2 separate regions of the Homo sapiens genome follow, and region 2 is linked to region 1. Evidence: chromatin contacts called from ENCODE Hi-C or POLR2A ChIA-PET data. All regions are on one chromosome and are shown on one strand. The core of a region is the stretch at or near the end of the contact, and the rest is flanking DNA. Distances in the headings are between cores, read along the strand shown. Region 1 has its middle 29 kb from the start of EZH2. Region 2 holds the start of ZNF398 (zinc finger protein 398).

Region 1 (3,753 bases), core at 400-2,899:
CCACCTTCACCTTAAAAAGTAACTGTCCAGCTGGTCCTTGCCTTCCTGTCCAGACCCGGAGCAGTGGGGCCCATGCACCTGGCACCTGACTTGCTGCAGGGAACCACAACAGCGTGTTCCTGTTCTAGGAACTGGGAGAGGGGTGAAGGGTGGCTGTGGGCCCAGCTGGAATGCTGGCCTCAGTGGAGGAGGTGCAGAAATGCCTGGGCAAGGCCAGGGGCAGACCCTCCCATCAGCGGGGAAAGGCCCTTGGCAGGTGGCACCAGAGGGGGCCACATGGTAGTGTGCCCAAACAGGGGCCCAATAAAGTCTTTACTTCCCTAGCTCTCTTTCTTGAGAATACTTCCCTCTGTGTCATAATTGGAATGTGTGAGTCATGCTCTCAATCTCCGAAAACTCAGTGCTCTTGGTTTGTCTGAGTCCGCAGCAGGTGCTGCGGGGGAGGCTGCGGGAAGCTGAGGACTTGCAGCCACTGAGGCCAGAGCTTCCCTGGACAGCACCGAGGCATGAACGGCATTGCACCGAAGACAGGGCTGGGTGGGGAGAGGTATGGCTACAGAACACACCTGTTAACTACCGGTAGCTTTCTGGGGGCAGAATCTGTCTGTCTCAAGCCCCCCAGGATTGCAGCCACCTCTCCCATCGCAGTCCCGCCACTGCTTCTGCTGCCAGGCAGGGCCTGGAGATATGGCTCTTGGCCACCTTTAGTACACAAGGTGCAGGCAGGCCCTGATAATGAAGAGAATTAAGACAGTTTCTCTCCCACAGACACTCACAGCCTAGACGAGGAGATGAACCATCAACAAATAATTTAACAAAGATTTGGGAACAGAGTGGCAGAAGCTATTCCTCTGCCCAGGAACAAAGAATCATTCCTTTCTGTTTCCATGTGGGCTCCTGACACAGATACTCAACAAGCAGAGCCAACATGATTGATCTTACGCCCTGATTATGTGGCAAACATGTTTGCATTTTACGATTGTTCATTTTAATTCGTATTATCAGGTTTTGCTACCATGGCAGAACATAACGGTCTTAAACCCTGCATGTTAATCCCAGTTATCCAAGACTTCCCATGATACACTATAAAAATGTCTTTTTACCCCGCACATGCTTATGTCACTATCTTATATCTTATACAATGTGCCTTTCATTTCTAAAAGCAATTCATTCACATAAATGTTCCTGCAGATTGTTAAAGCCTTAGACTCTGGGACCAGGCATAATTGGAGAACGAATCAGATGTATGTTTCAAAGAAACAACCCCAACACATATCCAAACGACATTTAAGATTTCTTCCTATTTCACAGGAGATGACTTACGAGTGAACACTCACCCTTTTTTGGTATGTTAGTCTCATATTACCTTTTGCTATTAAACCAGGCATGGGTACACTTTCCAGGGCTGAGCTTTATTGCACATGAGCCCTGTGACTCAACTTTGCCATAACCAGGTATTTTGGGGGCTTTTAAAAGTATGAAGACATTGCTAAGATTAGTAAAAACAGAACCTTCAAAGTCATGAACACTGAAAGTACAGAAATAAATCATTTTAGCTTTTGATGGTTTGATGAAACTTTCTATTCACTGGCTTCCTAATTCATAAGCATCAAAGTAAAGGAAATTGTGGTGACATGATTTTGCAGTCATAATTTCTGAGCCTCAGAAATGCATTCAGCTGAATCGAATGTAGTATCTTTCTTTTAATTTGAAATGGGTAAAATACAGATCCACAGTTTAAGAATCAAATTCAGTTTAACAATTGGAAAGAACCTTTGAGAAACTGTGTTCCAAACACATTTTACAGGTGAATACTATCAGAATACAACCGGTTGAGGACCAGGCAGGCCCCTTAACTTCCCCAGGGCTCAGCTTCCTGATCTGTAAAGTTAGGGGCTGGGCTGTATGAACCCCTAAATCCCGTTTCACCTCAAACGTATTTCAGGATTCTAGTAAAAAGGTGCTGAATGAACGAAGCTAATCCCGAGAGAGACTTGGATTTGCCTGAGATCATGCAGTTAGTCAGGGACAGACACACATCCTCTGACTCCCGGCCATTGCTCTTTATAGAGAACAGGTTTAGAGTAAAGATCTTGAATTAAAAAAAAAATTACACAGAGATTAATGAACAGAACACCTTATAAAAAAAAAACAACACACAACTCTATATGAAAACCAAGTCACGCAAACTTCTGAGCAATATGTTTCAGTAACCTGCACTTTTAAATCATAGACTGGCAGCTATGATTTAAGCACCCTTAGACATCCAGCTTGTGTCCCTGGCATGACCAGGTATGCACTGGAGGAATGTCAGCCAGTGTACTGGCTTCTTCTGTTACATCATGAACTTCTCCAAAATGGAGAGACAACAATTCATTATACCATGATCTCTCATTATAGATTGAATTGTATCCCCCAAAACGACATGTTGAGGCCCTGACCTCCACTACTGTATCTGTGAAGGGGACCTTATTTGGAAATAGGGTCTTTGTGATGTAATCAAATTAAGATGAAGTCATTGGGGGGTGGGGGTGCTAATCCAGTATGACTGATGTCATTATAAGAAGAGGGAAATTTGGACACAGGGAGAAGACGGCCACATGAAGATTGAGGCAGAGATTGGAGTGATGCTGCCACAAACTAGGGAATGCCCGGGGCTACCAGAAGCTGCAACAGACGAAAAAAGGGTCCTCCCCTAGAGCCCTCAGAAAGAGCATGGTCCTGCCAACACCTTGATTTTAGACTGTTAGCCTTTAGAACTGTAACACAATGAAATCGTGCTGTTTTAAGCCACACAGCGTGATACCTTGTTATAGCAGCTCCAGCAAACAAATACACCTCTCATGTCTCTGTTGGGTTGACTGGGCTCACTGGAGTCCTTCTCACTCAGGGTACTGCAGAGAGTGGCTGGAGCTGGCATCACCTGAAGGCTCAACAGGGCTGCATCCAAGATGATGCACTCACATGGCTGCAGTTGATGCCGTCACTGGCTGGGGGCTCAGCTAGGGTGTGGACCAGCTCATGGCCTCTCTGTGGTGTGGAATTATCAAAGCATGGCAGTGTCACTCCAAAGAGGCAGGAAGTAGAGACTGCTGTGCCAGTAAGGCCCTGGCTGGGAATGGGTGTGGCATCTGTTCTGCTACCTTCTATTAGTCAAACCCATTAAGGAGGTGTAGCAAGGTGAATGCAGAAAAGCATGTGAGTTGGGAGAAAGTGCTGAGCCATGATTGGAACATACAATCCAGCTCAACAATGTTTAATAGGATAAGTGAATGTGAACCTACTAGAAATCATGTAATTCACTGTTAAGCCAAAATATTAGTGGATTTAGAAAGTTATTTGAGATATTCGGAGCCATTGCTTCCCTCTGTTCTTTTTTTTTTTTTTTTTTTTTTTTTTTTTTTGAGATGGAGTCTCACTCTGTCACCCAGGCTGGAGTGCAGTGGCACGATCTAGGCTCACTGCAAGCTCCGCCTCCCAAGCTCAAGCGACTCTCCTGCCTCAGCCTCCTGAGTAGCTGGGACTATAGGTGCATGCCACCATGCCCTGCTAATTTTTGTATTTTTAGCAGAGATGGGATTTCACCATGTTGGCCAGGCTGGTCTTAAACTCCTCACCCGCCTCTGCCTCCCAAAGTGCTGGGATTACAAGCCTGAGCCACCATGACCGGCCCCTCTGTTCATATTGATTAACAAGATTAGGTTGTAGAAAACATGATTCCTCAGGACAGTTACTGATATACTGGGACCCAGA
Region 2 (3,753 bases), core at 879-3,378, 230 kb before region 1:
ACAGGCTTGAGCCACCACACCCGGCCATTAATGTTTTAAATCGATTACATGAGGCCGGGCGCGGTGGCTCACGCCTGTAATCCCAGCACTTTGGATCCCAGCGGGCGGATCACGAGGTCAGGAGATTGAGACCATCCCGGCAAACACGGTGAAACCCCCCTCTCTACTAAAAATACAAAAGGACCCGGGCGTAGTGGCACGCGCCTGTAGTCCCAGCTACTCGGGAGGCTGAGGCAGGAGAATCGCTTGAACCGGCAAGGCAGAAGTTGCAGTGAGCCCAGATGGCGCCACTGCACTCCAGCCTGAGGGACAGAGTGAGACTCCACCTCAAAAAATAAATAAATAAATAAATTGATGACATGTTGAAATAATATTTTGCATATATTGAGTTAGATATATAATTAAAATTAATTTCATCTATTTATTTTTTAACTTCTCAAAAATTTTTTTTATTTTAGAGACGCGGTGTGGACTGCCTCGAACTCCTGGACTCAAGTGATTCTTCCGCCTCAGCCCCCGGCCTAGCTGGGACTACAGGCGTGCACAACACAGCGCCTGGCTTTTTACTTTTTAAACGTGACGCCTAGAGAATTTAAGCAGGGGTGTCCAATCTTTTGGCTTCCCTGGGCCACACTGGAAGAACTGTCTTGGGTCACACATAAAATACTGATCATGATAGCTGATGAGCTAAAAAAAAAAAAAAAAAAAAAAAAAAAAGACAAAGAAAAAGGTCCGTGCATAAATCTCATGATGTTCTAGGAAAGTTTACGAATTTGTGTTGGGCCGCATTTAAAGCAGTCCTAGTCCGCATGCGGCCTGGGGGCCGCGGGTTGGACAAGCTTGATTTAGAGTTTTGTATGCGGCTTCCCTTATATTTCTATTAGCCAGGACTGGCACAACACAGGATCATCGCTACCATCCCACCTATACACAAAAAAAAAGGTTGGAAAAAAGAAAAACAGGTCCAAGAGTGGAGGTGGCACTTCCCTCTGCTCTACCCCCTACCCATCGCTGCTCTTCCTCCTTTTCCCAGTCACCCCTCATGTGCCAGGGTGGCTCCTGACCCAGTACAATTGCTCTCCTAGAGGTGACCAAAGACCTCTTGGGTGGCAAATGCGATCAGTGCTTTCCCCGCGGCCTGACCGTCCCCTTCTCATTCTACGGGGCTGCGTGCAGGCGCGGCCCGGTCGCCTCGGTCGCCCTGGCAACTGGCCGCTGCCGGCCCCCGCAGGCCTTGGCAAACACCCGCGAATGAACCGCCACGCACGCGAGGCCACTCCAGCCTCCGGGTCCGCACCATTCATTCGGCAGCTATTTCGGGAGGGCCTCCCGCGTGTCCCGAGTCCGGTGCCGGGAGCCCAGGCGTCACGCAGCGCGGCGGGAATGCGCCTCCGCACACTTAAATGCCGCCCGCGCCACCGCTCAGATTGCTGGTGACGAACGCTCCCGCGGCCGCGAGAATGGCTGACGGCTCCCCAGCCCAACCCCGCTGCGCGTCTGGCGGGCAGGCGTGGGGCTGACACGCAGCAGGCACCCCCTCGACTTCAACCCAACTGCAGGGCCCCGGGTCTCATAGCTGCCTGCGAGTGCCCCTCAGACCTGCGGCCCAGCCTGGTGTCCCCGGGTGGGCGGTTTCACACCCACCCGCTAAGTCCCCTCACGCGAGGCTGCAGCCGCCAAGCACGGGCGACAGGCGACGTGGCCGGCGGGACCCGAGAACGGCGCCTATGCCTGGCAGCTCCCTGCCCGCCCGCCTTCCTCCCTCGGGGTCTGGGTCTCGGGGGCTCACAACACTCGCGCGCGGCCGCCCTTACCGGGGCCGGGGCCGCCTCAGCCATGGCCCTGCGCTGTCTAGCCCGGGCCTCGGAAGTCGCCGCCGCTGCCGCCGCTGCCACCGCGCCCGGCTCCAAGCAGGCCCGGCCGCCGGGTCCTCTCCACAGGCGGCGCCGACCCGGCCCTGCCTTCCCCGCACGGACGGGACTCACGCGGCCGTCGGGGCTCGGGACGCGCAGGAACGCGGCGGAGGCGCGGTGCAGCAGGCGGCGGATCAAGCTGGGGTCGCGAGGCCGACTCCGCCGCACTCCACCCGCAGCGGCCCCTCAGCTGGCGCTTTGTGGGCAGCGAGTGCACCGGGAACCGCGCGGGCCTAGACGCGCCGCAGGCTCGCGCTGCCCAGCCACCGCGGCCAGCGCGCCCCCTGCCGGCCCCTGCGGCCAGCGCCCCCCGCGTCGCCTCCGCCCCTCCCCCCCAGCTCTTGGGCTTCGGTGTGGGGAGGGTTGTTATTTGGGGCCCACGTGTGTTCCGCTTTCTCACATTCCCACGAGAAGGTTCAGCTCACCGCAGTTTAGGACCCAGCCGCAAAGCCGGGCTCATTCTGGGGAGTGATTTTCTTCACGGAGGCTCGATACGCAGGCGCCGTCTGCAGGCAACAGCTTCTGCTGAAGGGCAGCCGTATTTAGAACAGCGGAAATGTGCAGGGTGAGAGTAAGGGGGACACGGCTGAAGGGAGCCTATGGGTGGAATGAGTGACGGAGAGGCACAATTTTGGAATGAAGAAGATATAGATCATTTGCGGAAATTACAAATGTGGTTGCCAAGGTGAGGCGGTTCAGGTCCCACGCGGCCTGTGTTGGGATCAATAATATTTTAAGGTCTCCTTCACATCTCGGATTATTGACTCTCCGGGGCCTGGTCTGGAAATAGGATTCTTAATTTTTGTTTATTTATTTATTTAGAGACGGAGTCTCACTCCGTCGCCCAGGCTGGAGTGCAGTGGCGGGATCTCGGCTCACTGCAACCGCCTTCCGGGTTCAACCGATTCTCCTGCCTTTGCCTCCCAAGTAGCTGGGATTACAGGCATGTACCACCATGCCCAGCTAATTTTTTTTTTTTTAAGTGGAGACGGGGTTTCACCATGTTGGCCAGGCTGGTCTGAAACTCCTGACCTCAAATGATCCACCCGCCTTGGCCTCCCAAAGTGCTAGGATTACAAGCGTGAGCCATTGCGCCCGGCCTTATTTATTGATTTATTTAGAGACAGTCTCCCTCTGTCGTCCAGGCTGGAGTGCAAGTGGCACAAACAAGGCTCACTGCAGCCTTAAACTGCTGGGCTCAAACGATCCTTCCCCTCAGCCTGCCCGAGCATCTTGGACTACAGGCGCAGCTACCAAGCCCGGCTAATGTTTTATTTATTTGTATTTATTTATTTACTTATTTATTTTTCTGTAGAGACAGGGTCTCGCTATGTTGCCCAAGCTGGAGGAAGTGGAATTCCTGAGAGCAGCAGAGATCGAGCTTGGGGTTACGGTTTGCTGCGTCTGAGCAAAAGGACCTGCGAGAACAGGCCGAGCGCAGTGGCTCACGCCTGTAATTCCAGCACTTTGGGAGGCCGAGGCGGGCAGATCACCTGAGTTCCAGACCAGCCTGGCCAACATGGTGAAACCCCGTCTCTACTAAAAAATACAAAAATTAGCCGGGCGTGGTGTCGTGCACCTGATATTCCAGCTGCTCCGGAGGCTGAGGCAAGAGAATCGCTGGAACCCAGGAGGCGGAGGTTGCAGTGAGCAGAGATGGCAGCACTGCACTCCACCCTGGGCGACAGAGCTAGACTCCATCTTAAAAAAAAAAAAAAAAAAAAAGGACCTGCGAGAACAAAGTGTTTTCTGGTGAGGTTGTGTTTTAAGTCAACAGAGTGTGTGTAACAGCAGTAGGTTCCTTGCCCAATGCACATAGCAAGTCTATATGCAGAGACAC

What was found. A loop is a pair of places that touch in the nucleus more often than their neighbours do. ChIA-PET counts read pairs that join two places held with the same protein, here RNA polymerase II (POLR2A). Pooled maps may share reads with other maps.
Region 2: a pooled map shows a loop between it and region 1 (2.9-fold over the local background). The contact joins the promoter of ZNF398 here to the enhancer-like site in region 1. A Hi-C loop is called at or near these places in 1 of 50 pooled maps. POLR2A ChIA-PET finds 5 or more read pairs at or near these places in 4 of 52 experiments (H1, HEK293, HEK293T and 1 more).

The regions. Positions count from the first base shown.
Region 1 is chr7:148,911,092-148,914,844 of GRCh38, reverse strand. No RefSeq gene overlaps it. Among named protein-coding and RNA genes, the nearest start is that of EZH2, 29 kb to the right of the region's middle. Within about 2 kb of position 1,649, at least 4 of the 41 ENCODE cell types and tissues checked have a DNase peak (open chromatin) inside an H3K27ac peak, as active enhancers do.
Region 2 is chr7:149,145,828-149,149,580 of GRCh38, reverse strand. ZNF398 (zinc finger protein 398) reads right to left here and starts at 2,128. Exons shown (of 6, transcript NM_170686.3): 1 at 1,815-2,128. The coding sequence starts at 1,838. It overlaps LOC107986856 (a long non-coding RNA gene), which reads left to right and starts at 2,220. Exons shown (of 2, transcript XR_007060581.1): 1 at 2,220-2,598; 2 at 3,229-3,753. RefSeq lists silencers at 1,214-1,263, 1,404-1,553, 1,848-2,019, 1,684-2,323 and enhancers at 1,629-2,202, 2,634-2,683, 2,777-3,350, 3,351-3,753.